2 separate regions of the Homo sapiens genome follow, and region 2 is linked to region 1. Evidence: chromatin loops called from intact Hi-C (ENCODE). Cell type or tissue: heart left ventricle. All regions are shown on one strand.

The links. A loop is a pair of places that touch in the nucleus more often than their neighbours do. Peaks named below come from ENCODE experiments on the same cell type or tissue, not always from the same donor. Only the 100,000 strongest peaks of a DNase experiment are listed, where the experiment ranks them.
Region 2: it touches region 1 in a loop (4-fold over the local background); 4 of 110 quality-filtered maps call a loop at or near these places.

Annotation. Positions count from the first base shown.
Region 1 is chr3:40,873,669-40,881,668 of GRCh38, forward strand. All of the region lies in intron 2 of LOC105377043 (a long non-coding RNA gene), which reads left to right. It overlaps LOC124906230 (a long non-coding RNA gene), which reads left to right. Exons shown (of 3, transcript XR_007095887.1): 3 at 825-2,655. Among named protein-coding and RNA genes, the nearest start is that of CTNNB1, 320 kb to the right of the region's middle. In heart left ventricle, no CTCF peak of the experiment used is centred here; DNase peaks (open chromatin) are centred at 4,143, 4,373 and 4,633; H3K27ac peaks cover 2,590 bases.
Region 2 is chr3:40,687,683-40,695,682 of GRCh38, forward strand. No RefSeq gene overlaps it. Among named protein-coding and RNA genes, the nearest start is that of ZNF621, 170 kb to the left of the region's middle. In heart left ventricle, no CTCF peak of the experiment used is centred here; DNase peaks (open chromatin) are centred at 3,219 and 3,589; H3K27ac peaks cover 3,118 bases.

The sequences.
Region 1 (8,000 bases):
ATCCAGATCAAATTACCTGGCAGCTGGGAGAGCAAGGAGATAAGGAAAGGCAAGCTTAGGAGAAGTTCAGTAGAGTAGCAAAGATCAAATTGTGTATTAAATTTTCCAGGAACTAAAACCTTGCTCCCTCTGCAAACCCAGGGGAGGCACCTCCAATCAGTCAGCACCAAACAGTGTTCCCAGGAGAAAAGCAATGCCTTCAGCTTCTACTAGGAATTAAGAAAACAGAGTACTGAGACCAATTTATTATCACGCAGTTGGATGATAGGAAAATGAAAACAAAGGTTAGAGGTGAACATTATAGAGGAGCCGAGTGGCCAATGGCCAGAGAAACTTCAGGCAACAGAAGGAACACTGGGCTGAGCAAAAGACTTGGATTCTTGTTCTAGCTCCATCTCTCTCCCTTTGAAAATGCACTTGAACCCCTCTGGGCTTTATTTTTTTTTATTTATTTATTTATTTATTTATTTATTTATTTATTTATTTATTTATAAAATGGTGGGGTGAGGATTTCTTCAAGCTAAGATCTTCCTGGCTTGAAGCTCTTAAAATTTCTTGTTACTGCAGTCTTCCTAAGACATTCCATCTGATGGTTTATTCTTTTGACTCTGCCATTTTACTCAACTAAACCTCAAAATTCTTGACTATGGAAGCCTCCAGAGGTGTTGTTAAAGCTTTAACTCTTTCATTAAAAGCCATGTGACTTGCTTTATCCAATGGGAGGTTAGTAGATGTGACACAAACAAATGCTCGAAAGAGTACTTGCATGTTTCCATTTACGTTTCTGTTCTTGCCTTCTGTCATCACCATGACAACATGCCCAGTCTGGCTCCTGGAGGATGGGACACACAACGTGGGAACCGGCAAGTCACCAGAGTCATCTCAGCCAAGATCAACCAATAGTCAATTACCAGGAACGTGAGAGAATTCTGAGACCAGGACTGCTCAGCCACCTCTGCCTAAAATACCAACACACAGAACAGTAAAGTGAATGGATGTTTATTATCCTAAGCCACTATATTTTGAGATTGTACCTCATGCAGCACTATTATGACCATAGGTGACTGATATAAAAAGTAAGGAATTATGAATCATAAGAAAAAGATGAACCAAGGAAAGAATCAGCTTTGAAGAGGTGGTAAACTATGGGAGTTGGGTATGCTTTTCTGCAATGATCTTGTCTTATTTTCTTTTTTTTTAAAGGAAGGCCTACCTGAATAATTCTGTGCAGGAAGATAAAAGCAAGATTAGAGTGAGACCTATTCAGGGAGGTGTCATTTTGTGAGCAGTTCATGACCATACCCAATAATCAGGGTCTGTCTACATATCTGAATTTTAATCCTTACATATATGGCCTTAGATGAACTAAAATAATTATAAGAAGTTGTGTCATTGTAGACTTCTATTAATAAACATATACCTACATATATACATGTTTATGCACAAGAATCAGCCTGTATAGGCATATTTACCTAGGCATATTCATTGCATAGTGCTCTCATGGTTGTGACTTGGGTGGGTGTAGCAAAGTGACAGGCCAGGATCTCACCACATAGGAAGAACTTTGGTCTGGCCAAGACAGGGCCAGCTAGTGGCCTCCCTGCCATTAGCTCTGTCTGCCACCCAAGACAGAAGAAGCCAACAGTCCAAAGGGACATAGCAGCTTCATTTTGGTTCTAGTTAGTGGTGCCATAGAAGAGGAACAGGCAGATAGGATCTCATCTAGGCCATGAGACAAGCAAGAGTTCTCAAGAAGGGTAGACTCTTAGAAACAGGAGGCCAGTGAGACATGGATCTAAGAGGCATAGCCAGGTAGAAGCAGCCCTAGTCAATGGCTAGAAGTATAATATCCCAATAAAAGAGGCATTCTTAGAAAGCTGGGCAGCATCTCAGGACCACACATGATTGGGGAAAAGGGGTTGGTGAGGGGCAGACCCAGCCAGTTAGGCCTGTAGGTGCTGGGACAGGGTGGGGGATGCATTGTACCCACAGAATAAAGCCATAAGGGTGAATAGCAAGAGCCACATTGTGGATCACCCTGGAGCAGGTGTCAGAGTGAAGCCTGACATATGGAAGCTCTAGGAACACAATGGTAACCAGGGGAATAGAGGAAGAAAGAGAGGTTTCAAGGCCTCAGTAAAGCTGAGACTCAGGAACAGCAGGTGTGCACAAGTGCTAAGTGGTCTGGATTAATTCACGAGCTGGGTGCCAATGCCTGGCTCAGCTTCTATGGGCTCCTGGAGGATCCTTAAGAGGTGATAAAGTTCAGGTAAAGACAGTGGACTGGGACCAGGCAGAGCCTGGGATCCTGGGGTCATATCCAGCCCATTACCAAATCCTGTCAATTAAACTTCCAAAATGTCTCTGAGATCTGCCTGGGGCTCTCAGCATCTTTCCCACCATTGTCTCTTGTCTTGATTTAGGCAGTGGTCCTTACTTGTCTTCCTGTACGGCTGCCAGAGGGGAATTTTAAATATATAGTTTGGATTGCATCATTCTCCCTGTTTAAAACCCTCCAAGGCTTTCTGGATTCTTTCCCAATAGTTTCAAACACTTTACTCTGAGCGTCTTTGTCCCATGCATGCCATTCTCCCCCTTTCTTGCAGCTGCAGACACAGTGACCAGGCCTTGGTTGTATGATGCCTCCAGCTCGTTTCTAAGTTAGGACCTTCGCTTTTGCTCTTCCCTTTACCTGTAGGCTCTTTCTCCCGCTCCTCATGGGGCTGCCTCTTTCTCTTCATTCAGGCCTCAGCCTCAGTGCTACTTCTTTAGTGATGTCTGCCTGCGTTACCCAGTCTGAATGAGTTTTTTTTAACTTCCTATTCTACACATTTATATAGAAATAGAAGTGGCTTAGAATCCCAGGCCTTCCTCCCTGCACTGATCCCATGTCCTGGGTCTCCATTACTCTTCAGGTTAGGTATGAGAAAACTGGGAGGCAACAAGACAATATGTGTGACCTAGACTTCATGGAATTAAGTAAACATCAAACATTAGCAAAGCCACAATTTGTGGTCAGAGAAAAATTGCTAGAACCAGAGGGACATTCAATAGTGGAAGACCTAAAGTGACCACAGGGGCAAGGGCCTTGAGTGATCAGAATCCTGTTGGCAACTGACAGCCTGGATGATATTCCTTGTCCTGCTTGTCATCAGGGAGGCTCAAGCCCCTCCGCCCTGCCGCCACCTCTGCAGGGCTGAACACAGGCACTTTGTATAGGGAAACTTCAAAGACATTTTTCAAAAAGCAAAACCAGAGTGCACTTATATCTCAGAAAAAATGAGCTCCACTTGAATTTCCAACATTTCACAGATTTATGCAATCACACTTAGGTACCAAAATAACAGAGCAACAGAAATAGAGTTACTGAACTGTAATCAAGACAGAAAGTCTCCATATTTTAAATACTGGACATTGAACAACTTCTGTATTTAGCAACCCAGCTCAGACACAAGAAAATGATCAATCCAATGTGAGTTTGTTTATACTGATTTGGGAAAAGCCCCTTCATGGACTGTTGAAGGAAGTAAGATAAAGATGGAACCAGGGCAATGTGAGGAGATTCCAGAGCAGACATTTATCCTCAGCCTCTTCTGTCGAAAAGATGCAACCATTCCTTAAGAAGGAGGGATGGGGAGTAACCACTAGACCCATAGGGGTTAAGCCTACATATATTTTGTAATTTGCTCACATGTATTTATGCATCTTAATGTGGGCATAATTATGAATTTAATACATGCACTTAAATAGAATTTTCTGAAGACATTGCTTTAGTGACTCTTAAATACTGGTTCCAACAGTAGGAAGTTCAAGTGCAATGGAAGGGCAGTAAAGGGAGACACTTTGGAAGTGGGCAGTATCTTGCACTGTTATTGATACCATCTCAAGGAAGCAGCCTTCTAAACTGCTGCTGGATAGGGCCAATTCTGCTCGGAATACTGTATAGTATATTGCAAATGGGATTAGTCTGCTGAAAAGCTAACCCTATGTTCCAGGAAATTTGACTTTCCATCACAAATGATGCTAAGATCAGGCCCCATGCCAGAGGGAGAATGGCCTGAGTGCCAGGCATTCACCCGAAGGGCAAGGTCTCTGGAGGCTGCTGCACATTCTACAGGGCGGAGTCAGAGCCCTTGCTTGGAAAGGGGACTCCTGAGCCCTGGCCTTGGGTGTGCCCCACCCCACCCCCATTCAGCTTGCACCTTCCCTCCCCCATCTCCTAGTCCCAAGGCCAGGCATCTAGAAAAGCTCTCTCCTTGTTTTATCTGGCAGAACTTTGGGACAATAATTGGACTGAGTTCAACTGGCCAGGAAACCAAAGCCCAACAGAAAAATGCCTCATGAGTCCTGCCAACCTCCTGCTCCTTGCCAGGCCCAGTGCCGGACAAACAGCCCTGCTAGCGTTTGGGTTTGCGAGAGGAAGTACATTCCGTATGTGGAAGCTACATAATGGAAGTTATGTACTTTTCGGGAACTGTATAAGCAAGCACAACTGCTGCTCCCATTATGTGGCTCATGAAAGAGTTTTCACCTCCTGGGCTGGAAGGGAGTTGGTCTGTCTGCAACAAAGGCGTTTGCCTCTGTGGCTTTCTGAAAAAGAATGTGTGCGCTTGTCAAAACAGAACTTTCCTGCGTACTTGGAAGAGTGGGCCTGTCTGCCTGCCAGAAAGGAGCAAGGCTCAGTTTGGTTAAAAAGGGAAAAAAATTCCACTAAGCAGCCCCATTAGCCACTGCTCAGAGCAGCCTTCTTCTCTCACAAAGACATTTGTTCACTGTTGCAAAGCCGGCTTCCCTAGCAATTTCCCACTACTGCAGTTTGACTCGGCTGGAAGGTGGAGAGCTGGCATTAGGGATGAGTGTTTTCCCATCATGGAAAGGTTAAACAAAACTTTTCTCTGTGGTGGTCCAGAGCCCCAGGGCTCAGAGAAATATGAATACTGTGTTGGTAAATGCTCTCACTATGTTTTTCCGATCATTTTTTTTTTCTCCAAAGTAGGCTGCTGTTATTCCTCTAATGGTAGTGGAAAAACAGATGCAAAGATAACCTGACCTGGAGCGAGGCTTTGAAAACCCACTTGAGTTTTAATCAGCTGATTGTGGCAATGTGGCCCTCCTCCAGAAATTTGCTCTTGGTTGACCCCTGCCTATGCAGCCATAATAGCATGTTCAACCAAAGCAAAGCCCAGGGTTCAAATCAAGTATGACTCTATGAGTAAAGTAAATCACACCAATTTTTTCTACAAAGATGTTCTAACTTCAGTGTGACTGGCAAACATTCACTTCCAGGACCTGATAGTTCCATTTCCTTAGTGGCTCCAGGTTCCCAAGGGAATCTTCATGAAATTCAAAATTGGACCTAGAAGAGGCCATCCCATCCTCCTCTGTGAATGGATCATGTTTTCTCAAGACAGGTCTCCACAATAGAACAATTGAGACTACATGTCTATTTTAAGCCCTTGATTGTGAGAATTGCATCCATTTAATTTGAGTAGTTGGGTTAACTTTCCCTAGCCAATGACAATTACCTCCCTGGCTCCTGGGTAGAAAGGAAGAAAGAAGGCAAGCAGAACCTGGGGCTAATCTCACAATGACCTTGTTCTCTGTAGTTGCTTTGAGATGCCACAGCCCTCAAGCAACTGCCTAAATTTCACCAATGAAAGTCCTGGTAGCATGGAGGGCATTTCAGATTGAATTCCTAAAACTATCATTGGGGGCTCCAGGACAATAATTAATATTATTGCAGCTGAGAATTATTCTTTAATCAATTTATGCAAACTTGCTTAGATGCACGTGGGAGTTTCTGTTAAATAATACATGCAAACTTACAAATGGTTTATCAGTATCAGTAACTCAGACCTGTGAAAGTGATTGCTTTGCTTTGTAAAAACATGCCTGATTCCTCGGAGGTCTGAGGACTAGCATGGAACACAGTACCTGGCCAATACCATGGACTATTTTATCCCAGGCAAAACTTCATCTGTACTTGAGAGGTTAAAAATCAACAACTGGGTATAATGATAATTAGGGACAATAAATGGAACTTCAGGAATAACCTCCTGTGTTGTACCTGCTGATCTCCAAGAGGTGTCAGCTGCTTGGAGTACCCTGTGGTTCATGACAGTTTTGGGATAAAACATAAAGTCAATAGTAAGAAGCTACAAGTGGGGCCAGATTGTAATTCAAGAAAAGTATGTTAAATTTAAGAAAAACAACAGCATGCATTTAGTAAGTATGCATTTAACGTGAGCTAAGAAGATGCTGTGAGTATTAGGTGTCTCCTCAAATTAGCAAGAACACAACATTCCCTAAGCAGTGTTCTTTCCAGAAATAATTAAGCCTGGATTTAATCATACATCTAGATCTAACTACCAGTTTACAGGAAATTCAAGAGATAGAGGAACACGCTAACCAACATTATAAGGAAGAAAGAAGCCAAAACCAGAATATGAGGAATTCTATGGGACAGAGAACCTGACTCCTTCAATACAGGCATACCTCAGAGATGCTGTGGGGTCAGTTCCACACCCTTGCAATAAAGCAAATATTGCAATAAAGCCAGCCACACAAAATTTTTTGTTTCCAAGGGTATACAAAAGTTATGTTTCCAATATATTACAGTCTATTAGGTATGCAAAAGCAATGTCTAAAAAGTACATACTGGGCTAGGCGTGGTGGCTCACGCCTGTAATCCCAACACTTTGGGAGGCCGAGGCAGGTGGATCCCCTGAGGTCAGCAGTTTGAGATAAGCCTGGCCAACATGGTGAAACCCCATCTCTACTAAAAATACAAAAAATTGGCGGAACATGGTGGTGCACACCTGTTGTCCCAGCTACTTGGGAGGCTGAGGCAGGAGAATGGCTTGAACCTGGGAGGCGGAGGTTGCAGTGAGCCGAGATCGTACCACTGCACTCCAGTCTGGGTGACAGAGTAAGACTTCATCTCAAAATAAATAAATAAATAAAATAAAAATAAAAAGTACGTACATTAATTTTAAAATGCTTTATTGCTAAAAAAGAGAAAAAGTGCTCATGATTGTCTTGAGACTTCAGTGAGTCATAATCTTTTCGCTGGTGAAGGGTCTTGCCTCAGCGTTGATGGCTACTGACTGATCAGGGTGGTGGTTGCTGAAAGCTGGGGTAGCTATGGCTATTTCTTAAAATCAGACAGCAAGGGAGTTTGCTGCATCAGTTGACTCTTCCTTTCACAACAGATTTATCTGTAGCATGTGATGCTGTTTGATAACATTTTACCTACAGTAGAACTTCTTTCAAAATTGGAATCAATCCTATCAACTCCTGCCAGTTCGTCATCAACTAAGTTTATGTAATATTCTCAATTCTAAACATTCTGAATCCCTGTTGTCATTGCAACAATGTTCACAGCATCTTCACCATAAGCAGATTCTTTTTTTTTTTTGAAATGGAGTCTTGCTCTGTTGCCCAGGCTGGAGTGCAATGGCGCCATCTTGGCTCACTGCAACCTCCACCTCCTGGGTTCCAGCAATTCTCCTGCCTCAGCCTCCCAAGTAGCTGGGATTACAGGCATATGCCACCATGCCCAGCTAATTTTTGTATTTTTAGTGGAGACAGGGTTTTACCATATTGGCCAGGCCAGGTCTTGAACTCCTGACCTCTTGATCCATCCACCTAGGCCTTCCAAAGTGCTGGGACTACTGGCGCGTGAGTCACTACACCCAGCCACCATAAGCAGATTTTATCCCAAGAAACCACTTTCTTGGCTCATGCATAAGCAGCAACTCCTCATTCATTCAACTTGAATCATGAGATTGCAGCAATTCAGTCACATCTTCAGGCTTCACTTCTAATTCTAGTTCTCTTGCTATTTCTTTTTCTTTCTTTTTTTTTTTTAAATAGAGATAGGGTCTCACCATATTGCCCAGGCTCATCTTGAACTCCTGGGCTTAAGCAATCCTCCCACCTCAGCCTCCCAAAGTGCTAGGATTACAGTCGTGAGCCACCGTGCCCAGTCTAGTTCTTTT
Region 2 (8,000 bases), 190 kb before region 1:
TGGATGCCTCTCTTGCTTAACAAAATGTATTATTGGTTCTCCTCTATTGTCTCCTTACTTTTTTGTGAGCTTCATAAGGACTGAAATTAGCTTCTGTTTGACTTTTGATCCCTGGGTTAGTACCTGATATATTAAAGGAGTTCAATAATGTTTGTTGAATAAATGATAACAAAGCTACTATAACCTTCCTTCTTAAGCTGGTCACCACAGATGCAGGCCTTGAGATGAAGATTGGTATGCAGGTGGTTTGTTAAGAAACTGCTTCCAGTAGAACTAGTGTGGGAATGGGAAAGAAAGACAGGGAAGGGAGGGAAGTTAGTAAGGGGTGGAATGTTAGGCAAAGACAGCAGCTACAGCCTAATCCTATAGGGGAACTCTGAAGTGTAAATTATCTCTCAGAGTTTGTCCAAACTTGAGGCAAAGGAGCTAAGTTTATGTAGTCCAGCACTGTCGGTCACTGGCTAAGGTCTGATCTGGGATTGAGTAACCAACCACCTTAGTTGGTCCAGGACTATCCTGGCTTTAGGACTGAAAGTCCCATGGCCCAGGAAACCCCTCAGTCTGGGGAAAGCCTGGACATGTTGTAACTGAAATACTTGCAGCTATCTGCTTGTGGGAAAAATGGTATCAAGAGCCCAAGGAAAGTCCTTGGAAGAGAGAAACAGCTGCAGTCATTAGATGCTGTGTTAGGAAGAATAATGGCTCTGAAACCTGTCCACATCTAATCCCGGGAACCTGTGCATTATCTTAATGGATAGCTTGAGTCCAGGAGTTCAAGACCAGCCTGGGCAACATGGTGAAATACCATATCTACGAAAAGTACAAAAAATTAGCTGGGTGTGGTGATGCACACTTATAGTCCCAGCTACCTCAGAGGCTGAGGTGGGAGGATCACCTGAGCTGGGGAGGTTGAGGCTGCAGTGAGCTGTGATCATGCCACTGCACTACAGCCTGGGTGACAGAATGGAACCCTGTCCCCAAAAAAAAAAAAAAAAAAAAAGACCTTGCAGATGTGATTAAACTAAGAATCTTGAGATAGAGAGATCATCCTGGGTTATCCAGGTGGGTTCAATGCAATCACAAAGTCATTATATGAGAAAGAGGGAGGTGGATGAGTCAGAGAAGATGATATGATGACAGAAGCAGAGGTCAGAGTGATTTGATTGCTGGCTTTGAAGATGGAAAGGGACTGTAGGCAGCCTCTAGAAGCTGGAAAAGACAAGGAAATGGGTTCTCTCCTAGATCCTCTAGAAGGAATGTAGCCCTGCCAACACCTTGATTTTAGCCCCATGGGACCCATTTGGGACTTCTGATTTCCAGAACTGTTAGATAATAAGTTTATGTTATTTCAAACCACAAAGAAGGTGGTGGCCGGGTGCGGTGGCTCACGCCTGTAATCCCAGCACTTTGAGAGGCCAAGGCGGGTGGATCACCTGAGGTCAGGAGTTCGAGACCAGCCTGGCCAACATGGTGAAGCCCCGTCTCTATTGAAAATACAAAAATTAGCCAGGCGTGGTTGTGGGTGCTTGTAGTCCCAGCTACTCAGGAGACTGAGGCACGAGAAGCACTTGAACCTGGGAGGCAGAGGTTGCAGTGAGCTGAGATCATGCCACTGCACTCCAGCCTGGGAGACAGAGTAAGACTCTGTCTAAAAAAAAAAGGAAAAGAAAAAGAAGGTGGCAATTTGTTACAGAAGCAATAGGACAAATACAAAGGCAAAAGCTCATTGAAGCTGGGGGAGATGAACAGAGACTCAGTAAAAGGGATCTGAGGGGGATCTGGGCAGTGTCCCAACAATACTTGTTCCCTCCAAATCAGAAAACTCCATCAGAGAGACAAAGCTTTCAATATTGACTACTGATTTAAAGTTTTGACTCTCTGATGGAGTTTTCTGATTTGGAAGATCAGAAGTTGACCATCAGACTAGGGAACTATAGCATAGAGATTAAGCCATGGGATCCGGAGTTTGATGCCCATTGAGTAAGTCTTGACTTTCGGCATTTTTAAACTCTGTGAACTTGGCATGTTACCAAAGCCTCTCTGAACCTTAGTGCTTCATTTGTAAAACTGAGATAATAACAAAACTCAAAAGGTATTCTAAGGATTAAATGAATATGCTTGTAAAGTTCCTGGCATACAGTAAAATCTCAATGCAGATATTACTGGTAGCACAGTGGGATCCCGTCTCTATTTAAATGTTACATTCTAAAGACAGTATAAGGTAAAAATCAAGATTGGTGACTATCAGGGATTAAAATCATTTAACTTGCTCAGAAGGTACAGTATGCAGGGTTTAGTGTTCACAACCTTGTAAATATGTACATATGAGGGTTTACTCCTCACCACCATAGAAACTTCATAATACTGAGTCCAAGTGCAAAACAATGTTACAGTATTTTCAATTACCCAGAAGAGGGAGGGAGTTGTTGAACTGTGCAATGGTTTACTCTTTAGCATTTGTTTCAGTCCATGGTTTATTTAAAGGGTGACTTTCACCTTCATTTGAATTTGCTCTTTTTCTGGGATCTTTGTTAAGCCCAGCAAAGTCACCCATTGTACCTGTGCCTGCCTTCTCTTCCCAAGGTTACCTGGGGGTATTTTCCCAGCCTTTTGATATGCTAAGCAGTCATAATTGGAGAGAGTTTAATAAACAACCATTAAGCTGCTCTTAGAAGTGTTCAAATTGGTCTAACTAGCAACTATCTAATAATTAATGAAGACCAGCTGTAACTGTAAAGCCATTTAGTGACCCAGATCAGTTTCTGCCAGATCCAGAAACAGCCCTACAAACCCCCTTCTGTTATCAAGATGGCAACTATTAAGGTGGGCTATTACCTGGGGTCTTTTATTCATTTCCATTAGACAGCAGGGGCTGAAACTCAAGTCAGCTGATGTGAAATCTTTTAAACAGCTCTTCAAGGAGGTCAAAGCCATTGATTATATTAGGGGGTAGGACTCATCTAGAGGTCGGGTATCTGTGGTCAGTTCTGTCCTCCCCATCTCCCCGACCCAGGTCACACAACACAGAGCTGTTGGACATCCTAGCAGGGCTTTCCTCTATATTTCAAGTATGCTGCTGGTTTGAGCTGACTCTTTTAAAACTTGGAGCTTTTCCCCCCTGGGTGAAATGGTGAGAGAGAAGGGGAGGAAGCCAGGGGGGAGGAGAAGGAAGTCCTTGGCTGAGCTGCCTGGTGCTTGGTGAGGAAGGGAGTGGGTGTGGGCGAGCTTGCTTCACTCTGAGGCCCTGCCAGCTCCTGGAAACGCTGCTGCTCTTTCTGAAAACCCTCCCTGAGGACAACCAGTTAAAACAACAAAAAACATCAATCAAAACTTATGGGGTTATTTTAAGGCCAAAGGGAAAGTAGATGAAAAAGGAGGTGGGCAGGAGTGGGAACTCGACCCACCTCCTTCCATCCCCGCTCCCAGAGCCTCAGTTCATAGCTCTTTACTCCCTCCCCATGCCTCCCCATTCCCATCTGCATCGACTGTGCTGGAACCTGGCTCACCCCCCTTGTTCTCCAGATGAACTGCCCTGTCTCTGCCTTGCCTTAGGCGGGGCCTTTGGGGATTGAGCTGTGTTTCTCTTCACTGTGTGTTGAACTTGGCAGGTGCAGGCGCATCTCATTCCAAGTCAAACTACCACCTTTCAGAAAGGAGGGCTGGGCCTGGAATCCATGGCTTGGGAAGGGCCCTGTGTACAACCACTGACCGTTGGAAGTGAATATTGTCCTTCTCCACCACCCGTGCCAGGCCTGCCACTGGTCATGACTGGGAAGGGAAGAAACAGGCATTTGGGGCTGAAGGTCACCCTCCCGCTGACCTATCAGAGGAACCTGGAGGTTCTGTGGGCAGTAAGAGTGGGGTCAGCTTCCCGGCCAGAAGTTCAAGTAGCCCCAGCGAGTCATCTGTTGCTTTAGACAAATAAGTGGTTGTTGGCCATGCTGATGCCACTTTGGCACATACCTGAGTGTGCAGAGCCAGTTTAAGAATGAGGTCTTGTTTCCCAAGAACCAACCCTCCTGCCGGAAATGTCTGGAAAGACAATGAGTGCATTCAGGAAGTTTTTTTCCCCTTTTCCCATGGTTCCCTGCAGCTGTCATGGGAACTGTTGCTCCCATGCAGAGAAGCTGCTCACCAAGGACTGGAGAGGCCAGCCTGCAGATCAGAGAAGCAGAGAGACTTCCAGACAGTTTCTCATTTGAAAATTGTTTCCAGAGGGTGAGGTCTCTTGTCCACTCCACCAGTGTCAATGACTCTCTGATAGGTCAGAGTAGAGGTCTAGATGTCAGCCCCACCACCTGCTGTCTGTGTGACTCAGGGAAAGGACCTAGCCTCTCTCTGCCACAGTTTCCTCACCTATGAAATGGGAATATTGCCCCCACATAAGTGTGAAGGTCAGAGGTAGTAACTGTTGGAAAGTGTTTACTTGGCTGATATTTTAATCATCCCTTGTTCCAATGTCACAGAATTTTCACATTCTCTCTTCAGCTTCATAATAGTCTCATGAGGTAGGAAGGGGAAGGGTGTGTAAAAGTAATTACATTTTGTTTTAAAGTTTGAAGGGCTTTGCCAATGGAAATGATGATATTGGCAGCTCACATCTGGCACAGAGAAAATGACCCCAGCAGTTTTTGTGCCCATGTTGGGTATGTTTTCTATTTTTCTGGTAATCTTACTATGAAACAAAAAACTCCAGTATAGGTAGATAAGGTTGTGCATTTTTCAAGACCCTCCAGGGCTACCAAGGATGAGTGACCTGGTATAGGGCAAAGAAGTCCTCTCTACCAGTGCTATCCAGTAGACAGATGATGTAAGACACTATAAAAGATAATATGAAAACACTATAAAGACAATATAATTAAAATAATGTAATTTTAGTTTTAAATTTTCTTGCAGAATTTTAATTTTAAATTTTCTTGTAGAAACATCAAAAAACTCTTAAATGGTAAAATTAATTTTTATAATATATATTTTTAATTCCATTATATTAAAAGCATTACCATTTCAACATGTAACAATATAAAAATTATTAGATACTTTATATTCTTTTTTCTTACCAAGTCTTTGAACTCCTGTGTGTATTTCACACTTACAGCACACCTCAATTCCAATGCTAAAAAATAATCATTGGAATTCTTAATTGCATTTCAGTTTCACAAACTTTATAGTTGCCAGAATAGATTCATATACTCAAGTGGTTCCACATATACTTAAAAGTTTTACAGTAATGGAATCACATATCAGATTTTAAATATATATTTACATTAATTAAAATTAATAGAATTTGAACTTCGGTTCCTCAGCCACTCTAGTGACATTTCAAGTGCTTAATAAGGACGGAGCAGGAGAAGTATCAGCTAGGCTGTTTTTTTGTTCACTTGTATTTCAATACTTAGAATTATCTTCAATAACTGTTTCTTTGCAGGAATGTTTTTAGTATTCATCTAAAACTAGCCTGTATACTCAGCCTATCCACTTAACCGGTCACACTGCAAGGCAGCGTGAATAATGGAGTTCTACTGCCAGCCTCTGCATACTGTGAACGAGTCAAGCCACAGAGCCCGAGTGACATCTGGCTGACATAGTGACTGAGGGAGACCTCCAGTGTCAATTCATATATTAAATAAAGTATTAATTTCTGTCCTTTTTTGATAAACAGAAGTGGATGATCTAACATTCTCTTCCCATACACCTGTGGATCACCTTTGTACACCATACTTGAAAGATCATGCTTGGAACCCTACCGCTGTGGTTGCTTCAAACTTTCTCTGAGCTGGGGCTTTAGTCCTAGACTTTCAGGGAATAAGTAGTGTCTATTCTGGGCCATTTTCCTTCTGACCTCCTCTCTTCCTCCCAGAGTTCCTTGGTTGTTTTTTTAAGCACTATGTAATACATTCATTTATCGGGTTTTGTCTTCAGATTTTTTTTTTTTTTTTTTTTTAAGAGACAGAGTCTTGCTCTGTATCCCAGGCTGGAGTGCAGTGGTATGATCATAGCTCACTGCAGCTTTGAATTCCTGGGCTCAAGGGATCCTCCTGCCTCAGCCTCCGAAGTAGCTGGGACTACAGGCTAACACCACCAAGCCTGGCTAATTTTAATTTTTTTTTTGTAGAGATAGGGTCTAGTTATGCTGCCCAGGCTGGCCTTGAACTCTTGGCCTCAAGCAGTCTTCCCAGCTTGGCTTCCTAAAGTGCTGGGACTACAGGTATGAGCCATCATGCCTGGCCTGACTTTTTATTAACTGTCATCTACAACAAAAGCAAAGAAAAACAACAAAATATTTCCAACAGAAGTCCCCAAAAGATGGCCAAGTTTTCACTTTAGAATTTGACCTAATTTTGTTCTTTGAGGATAAATTGTACAGTAGTTTTCCCCTGTCACTCATATTTGCCTAAACACTTTGGCACTCGAATAGGATACCATCATGGGAACTTGTGCTTATGTTTCCAGTATTTGTAGTATTCATTGTGAGTTCCTACAACCCCCGTATTTTTGAGAGTAGAAGTTCCCTCCTCTTTGTGCATGGACTATTTGTTATTGTATCTGTTCAGAGTTCAGTGCTTTGGCAGGGCTGGCCTCCCTGTGTCTTTGCTTAGCAGCATCACCCTGGCTTGGTTCTGGGGGGTCCATTTCTTCTCCAGATTCTCTAAGGGTCCCTCCCCACTCCCACCACTTTTATTTTTCCTTCTTTAGCTATTTTGCTGCTTAAGTCATCTGAGGTGGAACTTTTGGAGTCCTTGGCTTTTTGTGGTATTTTAACACTTATGACCTAAGGCAGGAGGAGCTGCATTTTCGGCTCTTTTCTTCTCTCCCGCTTCCCTCTTGAGGAGGACTCAGATAAAATTCTCTGAGGGAGAGAAAGGATTCTTGGCAAACTATCAGAACTTTCTTCTTCCTTTTTGTCTCTAATTGTATAAACAGAATATTCCAGAGCCCTGCAATGTTATTTTCCACCAATACCTCATGAAGAATACATTTTGCTAAAGGAAATCTAGAACATTCCTATCCAAGCTCACGTGGGCTTCCAGCATATGGGTGACTTTAGCTTGGCTGCACTGGGCCCTGCTCAGAGGCTGAGGCCTGTTTTGCAAGTTAAATGGCCTAGGTCTTGTTTCCAGATTCCATAATCAGCTTTATTCCACAAACCTCTAACATTATTTTATAAGCCAAGAGGTAACTCCTTAATGCTTCTGCTTATTTTCTCTTCCTAGTTCCTCAATTTAAAATATAATTATTCCTGTAGTTTCAGTTCCAGCTTTATCTTCCCAGGGAAGAAACTCCCAGCTGGGAATGGTTGAGCACCACTTGGCTTTTTTAGAAATTCTCTTTTATAAACACTGGTCCAGGGTCAGGATTTGCACAAATCTTTATGCATAAAGACTCCTCTCTGGCTTAGCTGATGACTCTAGGATTCCCATGATCTTCCCCCCACAGCCCACCTCCAGTAGTCCTATTGCCAAGAGGCAGAGCAGGGGCAGGGCAGGAGGGTGGCAGTGGAGCCAGGGCAAGGGACTAGAGCATCCGGATTTCCACCAACCATGCATCAACCTCCCATCTGCTTTGTAAAAGGTTTTCTAGGGTTAATTATTAGTATTTTAAAATAGTCATCTTTTTATTTATAAATAAAGGCTATTGCTGCTTTTTGTGATTTCCATAGCAGCCTGTAGCCTACCCACAACAGAAACTGGAGGTGGATCAAGCAAAAGAATAAGTGAACATTTACCTATTCATTTAGCAAATGTTGATCTAGAGGACATGCATGATCTATAATACATATATATAGCAAGATATACTGTGCATACTCGCCATATGTAATAGATATACTGTGCGCACAATACATATACTGTGCACACCCCCCATATACAATTGCATATATATAATTGCATGTATTATATATGGCATGTGTGCACAGTATATCTTACTAATCTGTATGTATATGTGTGTATATATACAGTATGTATATATATAGTGTGTATGTATATACAGTGTGTATACATATA